Linked DNA regions of Homo sapiens: region 2 is linked to region 1. A link is an interaction called in ENCODE POLR2A ChIA-PET data of the cell type or tissue named here. Cell type or tissue: OCI-LY7. All regions are shown on one strand. Each heading gives the region's core, and the rest is flanking DNA. Links, peaks and the distances in the headings are about the cores only.

Region 1 (5,387 bases), core at 297-5,296:
AGTAGCATAATAATTCTCAGCAGCTACTGAGCGTTGTATAGACATTGCTTATTTAATACTTACCAAATCAGCCCATGAAGTAGATGGGTTTGTTAAAATGTATTTGCTGACTGGCAACAGAAAAGCCAAAAAAATATATACTGGCTTAAACAAGTAAGGAGGTTATTTATATCATGCTACAAAAAGCCTAGAGTTTGTTGCCCTGGTTAGGACCACCTGGGACACAGTCTCCTCCATATTTCTGCTCTACAGCCCTTAGCTCCACAGTCATAGTTGCTGCCCATTCAAGCATCACATCTGTGTGTAAAGCAGGATGAAGGATGGTGTAACGGGCGTGGGGCACTTATATAAGAAAAGGAATGTTTTCCCAGAAATTCAAGAATACTTCCTCTTATATACTATTAGCCAGAACAATGTCAGTAGGCTACCATCAGCTTTAAGGAAGCCAGTTGCTTGAGCATTTTAGCTGGGCACATTGTTACCCTGAACAAAACTGGGGCTCTATAAGAAGGAAAAATGAGGAGAGAACTTACATTGGGAACATAAATAGCAGTGTCTGCCATGGTGGGTTGACTATGTCATTTTACAGATAATAAACTGAGGCTCAAAGAGGTTAAATGGTTTGCTCAATTTATCATACAACCAGCAAATAGCAGAGCCAGGGTTAAAACCCAGATGTGAGTGAATCCAAAGTTTTTACTCGTAACTCCCATTCATTACTGTCATGTGGCGCTTCAAATGAATGATATAAATAACTTGATGGTAAATGCAGGGTGGGAGTAGATCAATACGATTTTGGTAGGTAGAAAATAGGGAGTAAAATCATGCAGAGAGAAAGATTTTTCCTACTGTTGGAGGCCTTTGGGGGACAGGAAAAAGTCCAAATTGATTATCAGAGAGTTATTGTTAGGGAAGAATGGGAAGAAAGCTCAGAAAGAAGTGCTGGGACACCAGGCTTCCTTGATAGCTCCCAAGTAACAAGTCCAAAATGGAATTTCTGATTTCTCTGTTCCCTAATCCACTTTATTCTCCATCTTTTCCCATCTCAGTAAAATTCACATTTATATGCCCAGCTGGTTAAACAGAAAATCTGAGGGTTGACATTCATCCTTCTGTTGCCCTCACTCTCACATCTGCAAGTTCTGAAGTATTTACCTCCAAAATATCTCTCACTATGTCCTTTCTGTCACTATCTCTGCCCCTTGCTCATCCAGCTTGCCACCAGCGTGTGCTTGAGAATGGAAACAGCCTCCTCCTAATGGGTCTGCTTGCTTCTTCTCTTGTCTCCTTTAGCCAGTTCTCCACTTGGCAATCTTGAATGAACTTTAAACATTGTAAGCCAGATCATATGACAGCATCCACTTAAAACCCTCCTGTGGTTTTTGTTGCACTTGGAAAGGACCCCAACTATGTCTTTGGCTTAGACCCCAGCTTTGTTTGTGACCCTGCACAGTCTAGTACTTCCTTACCTTTCCAATCCCATCTTGCACCGCATTCACCTTTGCTCACTCTTGGGCTCCAATTACAGTAGCTTCTTTGCAATTGTTGAAATGCTTCTTGCCTTGCCCAAGATCCTTCTTTATGGTTTGGAGTACTTTACCCCTGGTCAACTCCTGTTTCTTCATATTTATGCTTAAACATCATCTCCTCAGGCGGGGTTCCCCACGTGCTCTCTCTAAATCCAGTCCCTCTTGTTCTTCTCTATCAGAAACTTAATGATTTCATTTTTTTTCACATTCAGATTACTTTCCTACATATGTAATTATACCTTTATTTGTTATTTGTTTACCTTTTTCTGGTCTGTCTCCCCTGCCCCCTATTAAGAACAATGAGGGCAGAAGCTGTATTTGTTTTGCTGCTGCTATATATCTGGTAACACAGTGCTTGGCACAGAGTAGGTGCTCAATAAATGTTTGAATGAATGAATGAGTGAATGAATAAACAACTGACAAGATTGACTTGGCAAAGTCTCAAATGCCAGTAGAATGTGTTGCACACACAATTAGAAATAAAGCTTGTGGGCCGGGCGCGGTGGCTCACTCCTGTAGTCCCAGCACTTTGGGAGGCTGAGGCGGGAGGATCATGAGGTCAGGAGATCGAGACCATCCTGGCTAACACGGCGAAACCCTGTCTCTACTGAAAATACAAAAAATTAGCTGGGCGTGGTGGTGGGCACCTGTAGTCCCAGCTACTAGGGAGGCTGAGGCAGGAGAATGGTGTGAACCTGGGAAGTGGAGCTTGCAGTGAGCCTAGATTGCGCCACTGCACTCCAGACTGGGCGACAGAGCCAGACTCCGTCTCAAAAAAAAAAAAAAAGGAAATAAAGCTTGTGGCCGGGCACGGTGGCTCACGCCTGTAATCCCAGCACTTTGGGAAGCTGAGGCAGGCAGATCACCTGAGGTCAGGAGTTCGAGACCAGCCTGGCCAACATGGTGAAACCTCATCTCTACTAAAAATACAAAAATTAGCTGGGCGTGGTGGCGGGCGCCTGTAATCCCAGCTACTTGGCAGGCTGAGGCAGGAGAATCACTTGAACCTGGGAGACGGAGGTTGCAGTGAGCCGAGATAGTGCCATTGCACTACAGCCTTGGGGACAAGAGCAAGACTTTGTCTCAAAAACAAAACAAAAACAAAAACAAAAACAAACAAACAACAACAACAACAAAAAATCACAAAAGAAATAAAGCTTGTTAAAGCAATGTTTGACAAGAAGGATTCATTTTATTTACGAGAATCAAATCCAAATGGCAGGTGGGGGATGTCTCTATAGCAGTTACCAGGATGGTCTCTGATAATTTTATGGAAACAATAAGAACTACATGTATTTAATTCTATTTTAATTTAACCATTCTATGTTCAGGGGGTAGAATTTTGATGATGACAACTACTTCCTCTTCCCTGGAGCACTGTTGAGAAACATTGCCCAGTGTGGCCCTGGGGAGCAGTTTCTGTTCTGGCCTGATCTGGATTCCTCTTCTCCCAGCTTCTGCTGACCTCCTTCTGACTCTGATGCTGGTCCTTAACCGACACTTGTCCTTAACCTACGCTGCCTGCTCAGGAATCAGTCACTTCCTTCTTTCAGGGTCTTTATTACTTACTATTTGCGGATGATTCTTGGTGTCTGAAATGTGATTGCTCAAATTTCACTTTACATAAGTCTGCACCAGTTGATATTTAGAAAAGTTTTACTTCCCTCTAATATATGCGCAAAAAACTGCCTGCTTGTTCAACATCTATACCTGAGTTCTTTGCCTCAGTAATAACAAGGATGATATCTACAGCAATAGTAACATAGCTTCTACTATTTAGTACTTACTATGTAAAAGGCATTGTGCTACTCCTTTGAGTAATTAACTTAATATTTTCCACAGGTGAAGAAGCTGAGGTATACAGCATGTATTAAATAGAGTGTGATAACTACTGTAACACACAAAGCCTTATTTTATTGCTCATGTCCATGTACCTTAGTGGTCAAGGGTGTCTACTCCACATAGTTATTCACGGATTCAGGCTCCTTTCATATGGGTCTCAGAATCCTCCCTTAGGTCCTCTGAATCTGGTGGCACTGACAAGACAAAGGAGAGAGGAAGTGGAGATCATACAAAAGGGTTTAGAACCCAGGCCTAGAAGTAGTGTATTCCTTCTGCTCAAATTTTATTGGCCAGGAATCAATTACATGCCTTTGTTGAAATGCAAGGGGGCTGGGAAATATAATCTTCTTATACACCTAGGAGAAGAGGAAACAATTTTGGTGAGTATCTAGCCAGTCTCTGCCACACAGAAATTAAACAACTTGTCATACAATAAATAAGTGCAGATCTGGGACTCAAATACATATTGGTTGGACTAGAAGCCTAAGCTGTTAGGCACATGTCTATCCTCTCTTTACCTGTATATGTACATTTTTTAATATAAAAACTTTTATATATATATGAAAATACATTTTTAAAGACTGTGCTGCAGCCACATGGTGAAAGCAAGTTTATAGTCTGCTCTTCGTCAGGAAGACTCACTACCTGATTAAGGGCCAGGCTGAAAATGTCTTCTTTGATGAGACAGAAAAATGCATGCTGTGACACTTCCTGTGTGAAGCCATATAACCTTCCTTTTCATGTCAGCAGCTCAGGGATCCTGTTCCTGCTTAACCTATTCCAGCCAGAGATCATGAGATCATATTAGACTAAGGACTTTGGACCTTATCCTGTGGCCAGCCTGCTAATGAAACTCTTAACTGGATGCATTTAAAATGCAAGTGATAGTCTCTCTTTGCTGTATGGGGAGGGCCTTACACCAGTGTAATGGGTATAACTTTGTTCTATAAGTTCAGGTGTGTAAAAAATGTACTTTACATTTTCCTTTAACTCAAATTACCATATTTTATTAATTCCAATACATGCCTTTTTGTATGCTAACATCTCTGAAATGTGGATCTAATAATTGATGGCATGTTTGAATTGCTATTTGCTGGGTGGCAGTGCTGATTTATTTGCCATTGTCTGTATGTGTGTGAACATGGTCATAGGTATTTAGATATTGTTACCTCTTTAGTTGAATAATATGCACTGTTGGTATTACCCAGGCAGAGTTTAGTTGCTGTTTGCAATATTTTCAAAAAGATTATCCTGAGTTTCAGCAATGAAATGAAAACTTATAATGAACAGAAAGGCTCAGAAACAGTAGTGGAGTGTAAATATAGTAAAGCAAAAAAAAATTATAAGAATCACTTCAAAGCTACAGTGTCATACAGAGTAAGAGAATTAAATTACTATAAGTATACGAAACTGCGATACAGAGTTATGTTAAAAAGCATTGCATGTTAGTACATGCCAAGCAAGAGCGCACTCACATTAAACCTTTTTGTTTTTTTTGTTTTTTTTTTTCTTTGAGACGGAGTCTCCCTCTGTCGCCCAGGCTGGAGTGCAGTGGCACAATCTCAGCTCACTGGAAGCTCCGCTTCCCGGGTTCACGCCATTCTCCTGCCTCAGCCTCCTGAGTAGCTGGGACTACAGGCGCCCGCCACCGCACCTGGCTAATTTTTTGTATTTTTAGTAGAGACGGGGTTTCACCGTGGTCTCGATCTCCTGACCTCATGATCCGCCTGCCTCGGCCTCCCAAAGTGCTGGGATTACAGGCATGAGCCACTGCGCCTGGCTCACATTAAACCTTTAACAATGGGTGACAACATCTTGGAAGAAAACCTGGAGTCAAGAGTGAGGATACTAGTAAGAAATGTTTCATCACCAACAGAGAAAAATAGTGAGGAGAAAAATATAAACAGTGATGTGGAAGAGTTAGACTCTGAATGAAGAGATATGTTTAGGAATTTCTTAATACATTTATTTTCTTTTTTATGTGTACAAGAGTGACATGTAATAAAAGTCTACGTC
Region 2 (5,387 bases), core at 215-5,214, 53 kb after region 1:
CCCCGTCAATTCTCAATGATTCTGGGGATCAGGTTATTTTTCTTGGCACAAATCCAAAGCATTGAGGCTAGGATTCAATATTAAGCTGATCTCCCTAGGATGTCATTAAGAGGGTTTAGTTACTGAAACACCAAAGGATATTGTCATAACACAGCAATTTCATTCAAAATGGCCTCATGCCCCAGATCGTTGCAACTGCTGCATTATAAATCTCTAATGCCCTTGGGGTGGGGGTTGGGTGGAGTGGAGGCTCATCAGCAAAGGATGCCTTTGCATATTTGTTTATTTATTCAAAAATGTTTAAAATGAAGTATTTTCTTGACAGCTGATTTGAGGTACTAGTAATTGCTTCTAGATATATAGAAATATCCAAAGGTTTTCTTCAACTTTTTCTTATTTGAGATATTTGTGAAAAAGTCATTTATACCTTGAATGATATACATTCATATATATTGCACATTACATATAGAAAAGTTGGTCTGGATTTTTTTAAAAAGGATTTTTTTTCTGTATTTAATAAGCTCTTGTCATGCAATTCCTCAAACTTACATACTCTTATAAGGGGGAAGAATCAAAAAATAATTTCAACTTAAATCAGAGGATAGGGTCTCTCAACCTTGGCAATATTGACATTTTGGGCCAGATTTTTTCTTTGTTGTTGGGTACTGTCCTGTGCATTGTAGGGTTTAGCAGCATCCTTGACTTCTACCCAGTAGATACCAATAATATGCTCTCTCCGACCCAGCTGTGACAATCAAAAATGTTTCTGGATATTATCAATATGCTTTGGGGTGCTAAACTGATCTGGTTGAGGACCACTACCATAGAAAGCGGAATGATGCAAGAGGAAGAATTGTACATAGAACAGTCTATGGCATGATAGCAACTTCAACTCCAGCCCCATCCATCAGGGGTGATGGGGATCAAGAGTTGGCTTGCTTGCAGAATGAGGCAACATGGAACTATGAGAGATTTTCTTCCAACAGACGCTGGTATTTCTATTAAGTTTCTCCTTTTACAATTTTTTAAAGCACCTTTTGCCTTTGGAAGTAACCTCATGTAGAAAGCATGCAGAGTTCTAAAATGCTAAGTAACTGATATATATATATATATATATATATAAAATATATATTTATATATATTATGTATCTTTTTATATTGTATATATAAATATATATATATATTTAGGTAAAGCCAACAATTCAGGGATGTACTTATATCAGTTAGTTTTTGCTTCTAAGCAAACCAGTCCAAATCTCAGTGGCTAAAAAAGACACTTACTGCTCATGCATCAGGTTGGCTGGGGTTCCACACATCCAGGTTGGACTTGACTGGGCAGCTCTGCTTCCCAGTGTAGGTCTCTGGGTCAAGTGGGGCTGCAGCAGCTGGATGAGCTCTGCTTCATGTCTCCCTCCTTGTCCTGGGACCAGTGGGCTACTTGGGGGATGTTTGGCTCATGGTGATGGCAGAGGTATAAGAGGATAAGCAGAAACACATAAGACTTCTTGAGACCTAGGCTCAGAACTAGGATACCACCACTACTGCCTCATTTCATTGGCCAAAGCAAATCGCATGGCTGCCCCTTTAGTGGGGAGAGCTGCAAAGTCATATGGCAAAAGGCATATGGATACAGTGGGTGGGTGGTGGGGACGTGTGTGTCAGGGGAAAAGAACCATGGTCAATGACACGATCTATCACAGCTCTTACGTTTAGAGTAATAATTTTGCTTTTATATAATTTCAGAACTGCACTCCTTATTTTTTTTCTGGACACCTCTGTAATGAGAGAATATAATCACAGGACCGTTTTAAGAATGGAATCATCTGGTAGGGAAGAGTGAGCCAAACAAACTCTCAGAAATTTTATTTTAACTCCAGTTAGCTCAGTCTTGTATGAATTAAGCAGCATTATATTTCTGTGGTTTTTAGAAAATGGAAAAAGCTGGATTTGTCCAACACAGGGGCAGAGAAGAAATGCATTTTCAAAGATGTTTGTGAGATTAAAATGCAAAAACACCTATTTTTAAGGATTGGCAGATTGCAGATGTGTTGGCCAGAGGAATGTTGAGTGAAAATCTCTGGAATGTTTTAGCAACCTTTAAAATTTATTACCAGGAAATGTGTGCTGCTTGCCTTCTCTGCATCTTTTCAAAAGGTCTCTTGTAAATCCAGTCAAGCCTAGTCCAGGTAGGGAGGTTTGGAAACAGTGATAAGTAAAAGGCATTCTCTGCTGCTGTGCCTCAGCTCCAGCCTGACCAAACACCGTTAATATGTAACCCGAATCTGACCACTTCTTTTATGTTTACATTTGGTTTCAGTGTTATTTTTAACTGGTGAAAGAGCAGTTCAAAGTCATTTTTTTTTTCTTGGCACTTACCATAATCTCTCAAGGCTCAGTAGCAGAATGGCAATAAGTCACGTCAGGGGTCTTTAAACCTGGTGGAATTAAAAATCACTTACCTTATTACACATGTGAATGTGCTGAAGATGGATGGGTCAGGGTTTTCAAGGATAAGACATTATATCAGAAATCATGTTTAATTGTTTTTACTGAGACCTTAGATTTTGAGGATGGTCTACACATTTGGCACAATTCATCCAAAATGGGGGTGTACTCCACATCTATCAGAAGAGCTCAGAAACAATGAAACCAGACCAAACCAAAATGCTGAGCATGTAAGTACTGGAGAGGATACAGAGCAATGGGAACTTTCAAATATTGCTGTTAGAAATGTCAAATGGTTCAGCCACTTTGGAAAAGAGTTTTATAGTTTCTTAGTAAAATGTATGCTTACCATAAGACCCAGAATCTCACTCCTAGGTAGTAACCCCAAATAAATTAAAACTGTGTTCACACACAAACTTCTACATGGAAGTTGATTATGGCTTTAATTGGTGAATGGATAAACAAACTGTGGTGCATCTATACAGTGGAAAATTACTTAGCAATACATAGGAATGAACTACTGATACATGAAATTACATGGTTAAAGCTCAAAGGCATTATGCTGAGTAAAATAAGCCAGACTCAAAAGGCTATAAACTGTGTGATTCCATGTATATGACATTTTGAAAAAAAGCAAGCCTATAGAAAAAGAGAATATATTAGTGATTGCCAGAGGTTAGGGTCAGGGGCTAGCTATAAAGGGGCATACAAGAAATTTGGGGGGTGATGGAATTATTCTGTATCTTAATTGTGGGAGTGGTTACTTGACTGCATATGTATATCAAAACTCACAGAACTGCACACTAACAAGGGTGAATTTATCCTAAAATAAGCCTAATTTGTAAAAACTTGTGGTCCCCCAGAATCTCCTGTTTTTATATTTATCAATATAACATATATATTTGTATGGCCACCAACTCATGCCTGCTTCTTTGGAAATGGTTTCCTGCCCACAGTCCCTGCTGAAAGAATGGGCATAGACTATGCTTCTTCTAGCTGATTCCATATCCAGACCCCACTCGATGGGACCATGGGTAGACATCTACCCTGAACTGAAACAGTAAGATGCTCTCTGTTGAGAGTTTAAGAGACATTGAAATCCAGCCCAGAGGGTGTAGATTTTGGCCTGCAGGTATGTTTTGTTTGGCACAGTGTTTAAAGAAAATTAGTTGCCAGCATAAAAAAGTGGGAGATTTCACATAGAAATCCAGATTTCCGGCTTCTCTTGAAGAAATGGGAGGATCCGGTAAAATGGTCCCAAATTCCTGCATGAAGACAATGGCTGGAGCTGAGATCCATTGCCCCCTTCACACCAGTATGCACTCTCCATCTGCACAGCTCCTGCCACTCCCTGTGTGAAGCCCAGGGGTGGCTGTGCTGGTGCTATTAGTGGGCTTTTATAGTTATAGGAAATAGAAAATCTTTCTTATATTTTTTTCTGTATCAAAACTGGGAAAACTGAAGATAGGCCATATTTTATGAAAAATGGGAATAAGCATATGACTTTGTGAAAGTAATGACTCTTCTAGTGGCTTATAAGAAACAAACTAAATGTGTCTGCTGAAAGAATATACACTGATTCCTTTCTGAAACAAATGTAGCTTTCTGCACTCATCCATGCTGCCTTCCTGGTCTCTGTAGGGATTTGAGTTTGCCCTGCTCTCCCAGTCAAAAGGTTTCTGAGTAAAAGAGTGCTAAGGTTGCATAAAGTTGAAGATAAATAGGCACCATGACGAGCTATATCCACATGCAAGCTTGTGTCACTGGGGAGGAGAAATTGAGAGCCTTACAAAGAAGCAAGTCTATAGAGATTGAAAAATAAAGTGTGTGTGTGTGTGTGTGTGTGTGAGAGAGAGAGAGAGAGAGAGAAATTGAGAAGCATACAGCTGTTCAAAGGAGAGTATAAGTGAATTTTCTTTAATCACTTATAGAAGGAGGTGGGATTATAACCGAAGTCCTCCGATCAGTGCTTCTCAAACTTTAACAGGCACACATATCCTGGGGAGCTTGTGAAAATGGCCATTCTCATCCAGCACATCTGGAGTGAGGTCTGAGATTCTGCATTTGTAATGAGATCCCAGGTGATGTCAATGCTGCTGACCACATTTTGAGCAGCAAGGCCCCAAATCATACAGTCTACAAAGAAATGGTAAAAATTTACCAGCCTCAGTTTTGCTTTTTAACCACCATCTCTCCATTGAAGGACTTGGTATAATCAGTTTACGGTCACTTACCAAAGAATATCACTCCCCCTGAACAAGGTGCTATTTACAGGTTAGTGGGTGCTGGCACTCTGGAAAGAAAGAATAATTTTGTGATTGCCTGGCTGGCACCTTAAGAGAAGCCATCTGGATTAGCAGCCCAGCTGAGGGACTGTGCACCCTCCCTGCTTAGTCTTGGCTGGTTTGCTCTGTGGCCTTAGGCAAATCACCATAGTCTCTGCTTTCTCACCACTCAAACGGAAGTTAAGTTTTTGACCTTGTAGGATATTGTGAAAGATTTAATTAGCATTTGTGAAATCTTGCAAGATCTATAGAGGAAAGGTACTTCAGAAGAACACAATAATTTATAGTCACTATCATCATTTCATTACCAGTTTAGCTGATCTGCCAGGCAAGTCAGTCTAAAGGAAGCTGTCTCTGTAATCTACAACTCCCTCATGGTTGAAAATACTGCAAGGAGGAACATTACAGCTATCTGTGGAAGAAGAGAAATTGTGCTTCTTTTTCACAATTCCTGATATTACTCAGGTGTCTACCACTTCAGGTTTTAATATAATAGTTTTTTTCTCATGTAATGAAGGAAGATTCTCTTTTTAATTGTCCCTTCCTTCCAAATATGGGCCACTGTGATATCTGTTTAAAACTTTGGGGCTCTGGTTTGAAAGAAATGTTTTCTCATCTCTCTTTCTCTAGAGAAGCTCTGTCCAATAGAAATGCAAT

What was found. Peaks named below come from ENCODE experiments on the same cell type or tissue, not always from the same donor. Only the 100,000 strongest peaks of a DNase experiment are listed, where the experiment ranks them.
Region 2: POLR2A ChIA-PET joins it to region 1 with 8 read pairs; 3 of 35 experiments call an interaction of 5 or more read pairs at or near these places.

What each region holds. Positions count from the first base shown.
Region 1 is chr10:88,024,708-88,030,094 of GRCh38, forward strand. No RefSeq gene overlaps it. Among named protein-coding and RNA genes, the nearest start is that of PTEN, 160 kb to the left of the region's middle. RefSeq lists a silencer at 2,900-2,949. In OCI-LY7, for the core only: no CTCF peak of the experiment used is centred there; DNase peaks (open chromatin) are centred at 2,974, 3,584 and 4,064; H3K4me3 peaks cover 1,156 bases; H3K27ac peaks cover 1,915 bases.
Region 2 is chr10:88,078,103-88,083,489 of GRCh38, forward strand. LOC105378415 (a long non-coding RNA gene) reads right to left here. Exons shown (of 6, transcript XR_007062225.1): 4 at 4,680-4,738; 5 at 1,282-2,435. Among named protein-coding and RNA genes, the nearest start is that of PTEN, 220 kb to the left of the region's middle. RefSeq lists an enhancer at 2,110-2,404. In OCI-LY7, for the core only: no CTCF peak of the experiment used is centred there; DNase peaks (open chromatin) are centred at 2,309, 2,627 and 4,849; H3K4me3 peaks cover 2,586 bases; H3K27ac peaks cover 2,909 bases.